Linked DNA regions of Homo sapiens: region 1 is linked to region 2. The links are chromatin contacts, found by Hi-C or POLR2A ChIA-PET in ENCODE. All regions are on one chromosome and are shown on one strand. The core of a region is the stretch at or near the end of the contact, and the rest is flanking DNA. Distances in the headings are between cores, read along the strand shown.

The links. A loop is a pair of places that touch in the nucleus more often than their neighbours do. ChIA-PET counts read pairs that join two places held with the same protein, here RNA polymerase II (POLR2A). Pooled maps may share reads with other maps.
Region 1: a map of MCF 10A shows a loop between it and region 2 (5-fold over the local background). The contact joins two enhancer-like sites. A Hi-C loop is called at or near these places in 2 of 168 maps with a recorded cell type or tissue (MCF 10A and aorta), 11 of 37 single-sample maps with no recorded cell type and 8 of 50 pooled maps. POLR2A ChIA-PET finds 5 or more read pairs at or near these places in 7 of 52 experiments (Caco-2, HCT116, MCF 10A and 4 more).

The regions. Positions count from the first base shown.
Region 1 is chr21:29,161,657-29,164,985 of GRCh38, reverse strand. The region is part of intron 4 of MAP3K7CL (MAP3K7 C-terminal like); the gene reads right to left. Among named protein-coding and RNA genes, the nearest start is that of LINC00189, 30 kb to the left of the region's middle. RefSeq lists a silencer at 324-618. Within about 2 kb of position 1,350, at least 11 of the 41 ENCODE cell types and tissues checked have a DNase peak (open chromatin) inside an H3K27ac peak, as active enhancers do.
Region 2 is chr21:29,231,705-29,234,803 of GRCh38, reverse strand. The region is part of intron 1 of LINC00189 (long intergenic non-protein coding RNA 189); the gene reads right to left. Among named protein-coding and RNA genes, the nearest start is that of LINC00189, 40 kb to the right of the region's middle. RefSeq lists enhancers at 568-667, 1,098-1,277. Within about 2 kb of position 1,468, at least 6 of the 41 ENCODE cell types and tissues checked have a DNase peak (open chromatin) inside an H3K27ac peak, as active enhancers do.

The DNA.
Region 1 (3,329 bases), core at 101-2,600, 70 kb after region 2:
AAGCTAGGTATGTTGTAGAAAAATGCTTATAATATTTACGGAAAAAATCATGTTATACATTCCACGTTACTGTATATGCAATTATATTAAAATGTCTATTCACATGCAAAAGGCCTAGAAAGAATTAGATAAAAATGATAGCAGGAGTTCTTTAAAGATATCAGAATTCTTGGTAATTTTTCAAAGCTTTCAAGAAAGTCCTTCCCACCTTTTTCACACGGAGAAGAAAAAAAAAATCAGTAAAAATATAACAAACCTCTCGTACATCATTGGTCATAAGCCAGAAGCGATTCTTTAAATTGGATTCAGCCAATGCTGAGTTTATAATCCTAGAAAATGTTTGACTCTCTTTCTCCATCCAACAGATATGATTTAAAATAACAGTTTCAGCAACTCTTCTCATCACGCCTCTTAAGACAAATTCTCCCAAACTTGATCCAGGGAGACCTCCTCTGGAGATGAGAGAGAAGTTCAGTTTGGAGTTCAAACCTTAAGCAGTGTCTGAACGACTCCAATAAAGAAAAACTGTCTTTTAAAATACCTTAGTTAGCGTCTCTCTTTGCATCTAGCTTACGCCAGCCAAGCTAGAGGCAACATAATCAGCTACACTTTATGAAATAATGAGAAAGAAATTCTCAACAGAATCATCAAAAAATGGAGAGCTAACTACTTGGGTCAAATTCACTTGGCCCAATATATCTTGCTTGAAAATAAAGACTGTTTGGGAAAAGACATGTTGCAAAATGAATTTCCACTTCAGTAAAGTCTTAATGAAAATAACGATCATTAACAATCCTTGGAAAACCAAGCTCATGTATTTATAAATATAAGATATTACCATATTTCCCAATTTAACAATGTATCCTAGCAGTTTGTTTTTTTTTTTTAAATGGAGTCTCGCACTGTCACCCGGGCTGGAGTGCAATGGTGTGATCTAGGCTCACTGCAACCTCCACCTCCCGAGTTCGAGCAATTTTCCTCCTAGCAGTCCTTTATTGCTGATATTGACTCTGTAATACCAGCACTTTGGGCGGCTGACGTGGAAGGATTGCTGTAGGTCAGGAGTTTGAGACCAGCCTGGGCAACATAGCAAGATGCCATCTCTTTAAAAAAATTTTTTTAATTAACTGGGCATGCTGGCATGCACCTGTCGTCCCAGCTATTCAAGAGGCTGAGGTGGGAGAGTTGCTTGAGCTCAGGGGGTTGAGGCTGCAGTGAGCTATGATTGCATCACTGCACTCCAGCCTGGGTGACAGGGCAAGACTTTGTCTCAAAAAAAAAAAAAAAAAAAAGGAAGAAAGGGGCCTGTTAGGCCAAGAGCTTGGTGTGAACAGGGGCTCAGTGACTGGAGGACCCACCTCCTGCCCCGGGAGAAGTGAGGAGGCCAATGTAGCTGAAGTTGAGGGATGAGATTGGAAGTTCTACAGAGGTTCCAAGGCATCCCCAGGGAGGTCTTGAAATCTATGCCAAGAACTGGCTGTCATTTTCTAGCAACAAGAAACCCTAGGCAGGGAAACTAGTTACAATATTGCATCAACCAAGATCTCAAGTAATAAGTCCCAAGCCCAAATGGTAGAAGTGAGAATGAAGAAAAAGGAACTTGAGACTTTACGAAAAAGAAAATATATATATAATGAAAGAATTTGGCCTTGGCCCTACATCTAGCCAATTATTTAGGGAGACACTTCAAGTACTTTGGGGAAGGAAACAAGATGAGTTCTGCAGAAACACACACAGGCATATAAGTAATTAAGGAGGGGGTCCGGCCCACTTGTATGTGGTCTGGAAGGTTGTATAAAATACCTCCACTAGCCTGCTAGCCATGTTACTTCTAGAAGTTGACTTTTCCTTTTTTTATTTTTTATTTTTATTTTTTTGAGACAGTCTCACTCCGTCACCCAGGCTGGAATGCAGTGGCGTGATCTTGGCTCACTGCAACCTCCGCCTACTGGGTTCAAGCAATTCTCATGACTCAGCCTCTTGAGTAGCTGCGATTACAGGCACGTGCTATCTACCACACCCGACTAATTTTTTTGTATTTTTAGTAGAGACAGGGCTTTGCCATGTTGGCCAGGCTAGTCTCAAACTCCTGACCTCAGGTGATCCGCCTGCCTTTCCTCCCAAAGTGCTGGGATTACAGGTGTGAGCCTCTGCGCCTGGCCCCTTTTTTCATTTTAATATTGTTGTAGTGGTACCCAGAGTTATCATTGCTTTCAATGTAAACAGTAAGGATATGTTTCAAACATTAGATAGGAGTCACTCTCATGTCATTATCCTACCATATCATTTTTTTTTTTTTTTTGAGACAGAGTTTTGCTCTTGTTGCCCAGGCTGGAGTGCAATGGCACGATCTCAGCTCCCTGTAACCTTCACCTCCTGGGTTCAAGCGATTCTCCTGCCTCAGCCTCCCGAGTAGCTGGGATTACATGCGCCCACCACTACACCAGGCTAATTTTTGTATTTTTTAGTAGAGACAGGGTTTTGCCATGTTGGCCAGGCTGGTCTCGAACTCCTGACCTCAGGTGATCTGCCTGCCTCGGCCTCCCAAAGTGCTGAAATTACAGGTGTGAGACACTGCGTCTGGCCCCTACCATATTTTTTTTAATGCAACATAAAAAAAACTTACAGAACATGTAATTTAGGGGATGAGTATTGCATTTCCAAAAAAAAAAAAGCTACACATAAATTTAATTTAAATAACAAAGTCCTCCAGTACCTTCAGTCTGAAGAGTTTATAAATAGAGACATAATTACTGAGGATTTTTCTATCATACCACCACACTTCACACACACACACCAGAAGATACATTTACAGGCTATTCGTCATATAGATCTTCTTTGACTTCAATATGGATCACATGATTAATAATCCTCAATTCCTTCATGAAATTTTTTGTAGGACTCCAACTGTGTGTAATCATGCAATCTGAGTATTCCAAGCAACTTTATCAAAACTCTTAGAACAAAAAGAAAATAGTCAGACATGGAAGAGAAAATTTGTATTTGTGACCTCCTAATAAACATCTTTTAATCCCCTGTAGCCAAAAGTCTAGATACAATTTTATGTTTGAAGCATGGCAAACCAAGCAAGGAAGGAAGGGTTTGTAAGGTACTAACTGAGGTTTTGCAGAAGTCTGGCCCCAAAACCCATACTGTCCACCATCATGCTATACTGTCCGACCACCATTCTGGGAGTCTCAAAAAAATTGTAAGGATTTCACAAACTTCTCAACACAAAATATATTTCATTCGCTTTTTGTAAAAATTAAATTTTGTGTGTGTGTGTATTTTTATTATACCACCACACTTCACATACACACACCAGAAGA
Region 2 (3,099 bases), core at 219-2,718:
GAGGACAGGCATTTCTGTTTTCATGGCCAAAATTTGCCTTTTGGCCTGCCATGCACCCCCCATCCTGCCCCCATACAAACCCAAGACCTTAGCGGGCACATACACAAGAAGCTGGACATCAAGACCAGCAGACCAGTGGACCAGTGAACCAGCAGACCAGTGACAGTGGAACAATGCAGCAGAGAAAGAGAGAAAAGGAAGGATGTCTGGACTCATAGGGGAGCTTGGCCAGGGGTGGCTGGAGAAGAGTTGGGCCGCTGGATGCCCGACTCCAGGGAAAGACCACCTTCCCACTCCATCCCCACTTCTGCCTCCCCATCCATCTCACTGAGAGCCACCTCCACCACTCAATGAAACCTTGCACTCATCCTTCAAGCCCATGTGTGATCTGATTCTTTCAGGACACTGGACAAGAGCTTGGGATAAAGAAAGTTGTCACGCTGGCCCCCTGCCCTCACAATAAGGCAGAGGGTCCGTTAAGCTGATTAACACACAAGCCGTCTGCAGACAACAAATCTGAAAGAGCTTTGTAATACATGCCTACATGGGCTTCGAGTGACACAGAGACCCACCCCTAGACTCTGCCGTGGGACAGGAGCCCAAAAGTGCTTGTACTGGCCTCTGCACCTGCCTGTCTGCATGCTCCTCCTTTGAGCTTTGGGGCGACCAAGCAGGTGAGCTACACCTGTCGCACGTCCTACAACCATTCACAACATTTTACAAAATAATGTAGGTAAGGGAAAAGACAATTCAGACAATCAAAAATATTACAAAAAGTTCACAGCTGCCTAGTTTACAGCTGCCTGTCTTGTGACTCAGGCCCCATAATTCACATTTCCTTATGGCTCAAAATAATTTAGAGTTCCAACAGCTTAGATTTTGAATCACTTATTTTCACAATCACAAAGCATAGTAGGAGTCCCAGAGAGAGAGCATAGCTCACACATAATCCAAAAGTCTTTTGTAGCCCATAGTTTCAAAATCACTCTCCCCAAGAAAGGTGAGGAAAGCTGGTATCATAGAAACCAAATGGGCCCGTCTGAGTTTCATTTCCCTCCCGCTGAGAGGTAATGATGAAACACCATACAAGTACTGCTTTGAAAAGCACCTGGATTCCCCAGGTTCTTTTAGATTACCTCATGGGAAATAAAATAGAAACAAATTTAAAACTATAACTAGGTTGGTTTTTTGTTTGTTTGTTTACCAGTTAAGACCTTAGGTAGGTACATGCTATGGGCTGAATTGTCTTCCTGCAACCTCCGCCAAATGTATATGTTGAACTCCAAACCTCTAGTACCTCAGAATGTTCCTGTTTTGGGACATGATAAAAGAAAAACTTCAGTCGGTTTAAATTTAAAGGAGTTTAATTGAGCAATGAACGTTTCACAAATCAGACAGCCCCCAGAATCACAGCAGATTCACAAAGACTCCAGCGCAGCCATGTGGTGGAAGATTTATAGACCAAAAAAAAAAAGAGAAATGACGTTCAGAAATTGGAAGTGAGGTACAGAACGGCTGGATTGGTTAGAGGTTGGCGTTTGCCTTATTTGAACACAGTTTGAGCACTAAGCAGTGTATGAATGGTTGAAATATGGCTGCTGGGATTGGCTAGGATTTAGCTATTGTTACAGGTGCATACTACTAAGTTAGGTTTTCAATTTTATCTGCCTATTAAGTTAGGTTACGGTTCATCCGCAAGGACTCAAATATAGAAGTAGGGAGTCCTTCTCAGGCTATAGTTTGCTTTAACAGACATAAAGGCTTTAAAGAGGTAATTAAGGTAAAATGAGGTTATTGGCATGGGTCCTAATGTAATCTGACTGGTGTCCTTATAAGATTAGGACACAGACACACAGAAGGAAGACAATCTGAAGTCACAGATCTACAAGCCAGGGAGAGGGGCCTCAGAAGTCAACCTGCTGACACATTGATCTTAGATTCACAGCTTCCAGAACTGTGAGAAAACAAATTTTTGTTTTCTGAGTCACCTAGCGTCCTTCTGGCACTTTTTTATGGCAGCCCTAGTGAACTAATATAGTATATTAACTTCTCCACAATTTTAGTGCATATTTAAAAATCCACCCTTAGGGAGTTGCTTACTAATCTGTCTCTCACTTTTAATGCTTTGTTGACGTCCACATTGCATCAGAGCCATGTCAGAATAACTGAAATAATAGCACAGCCAGTCTGGAGGTTTGGGCTGTCAGATTCGTAACCCTTGATCCAACTCTGTGGACATCATCGACATGTACAGTTTGTTACGATCTCCGCTTTACAGATATGAAAAATGGGGCTTGAAGAGGCTACAATACTTGTTCGAGTTCGGCAACTGGAGAAGGGAAGGGCTAGGATTTGAACCTAGATGGCTTGAGTCAGAGGGTGTGCTCTTAACAATTATGGGACACTGTCTCCCTAAGCAGGGAGGAGAGGAACTGTGATATTGAAACTGCCTTTGCAAAATTATGACTGAGACAGTGAAAGAGATCTGACCTAACCAACTCCATCTTCCTTCTAACCTTTAAGCTGTCCTTGTCCCTTCCTGGGCATAGACCGAGCTAACTTTGGGAGGAATTTATAGTTTACAACAAAGACCATAACAGCCCTTTCCCAAAACAAGCCTCCTTCTTGCCTGGGGACTAGACTGCCTTTATAGGACCAATTAGCCACAAGATTTGAAATTATGTTTTAGGACTTACGCAGCTGGAGGCTACAGGATTCTGACCCTCCCTAAACTGCTCATAAGATTAGTGCTTGAAATATTTTGCAGATATTTTGATGGATCAGCTGGCACCACCCAGACTGATAAACTGGCTCACCTGATCTTGTGGCCCCCACCCAGGAATTGACTCAGCACAAGAGGACAGCTTCAACTTGCCATGATTTCATCTCTGACCCAACCAAGCAGCACTCTCAATTCACTGGTCTTCCCCCACCCACCAAGTTATCCTTAAACACCCTGGGCCAGGCCCAGTGGCTCACGCCTGTAATCCAAGCACTTTGGGAGGCTGAGACAGGCAGATCACAAGGTCAAGAGATCGAGACCATCCTGGATAACATGTGAAACCCCGTCTCTACTAGAAATACAAAAATTAGCTGGGC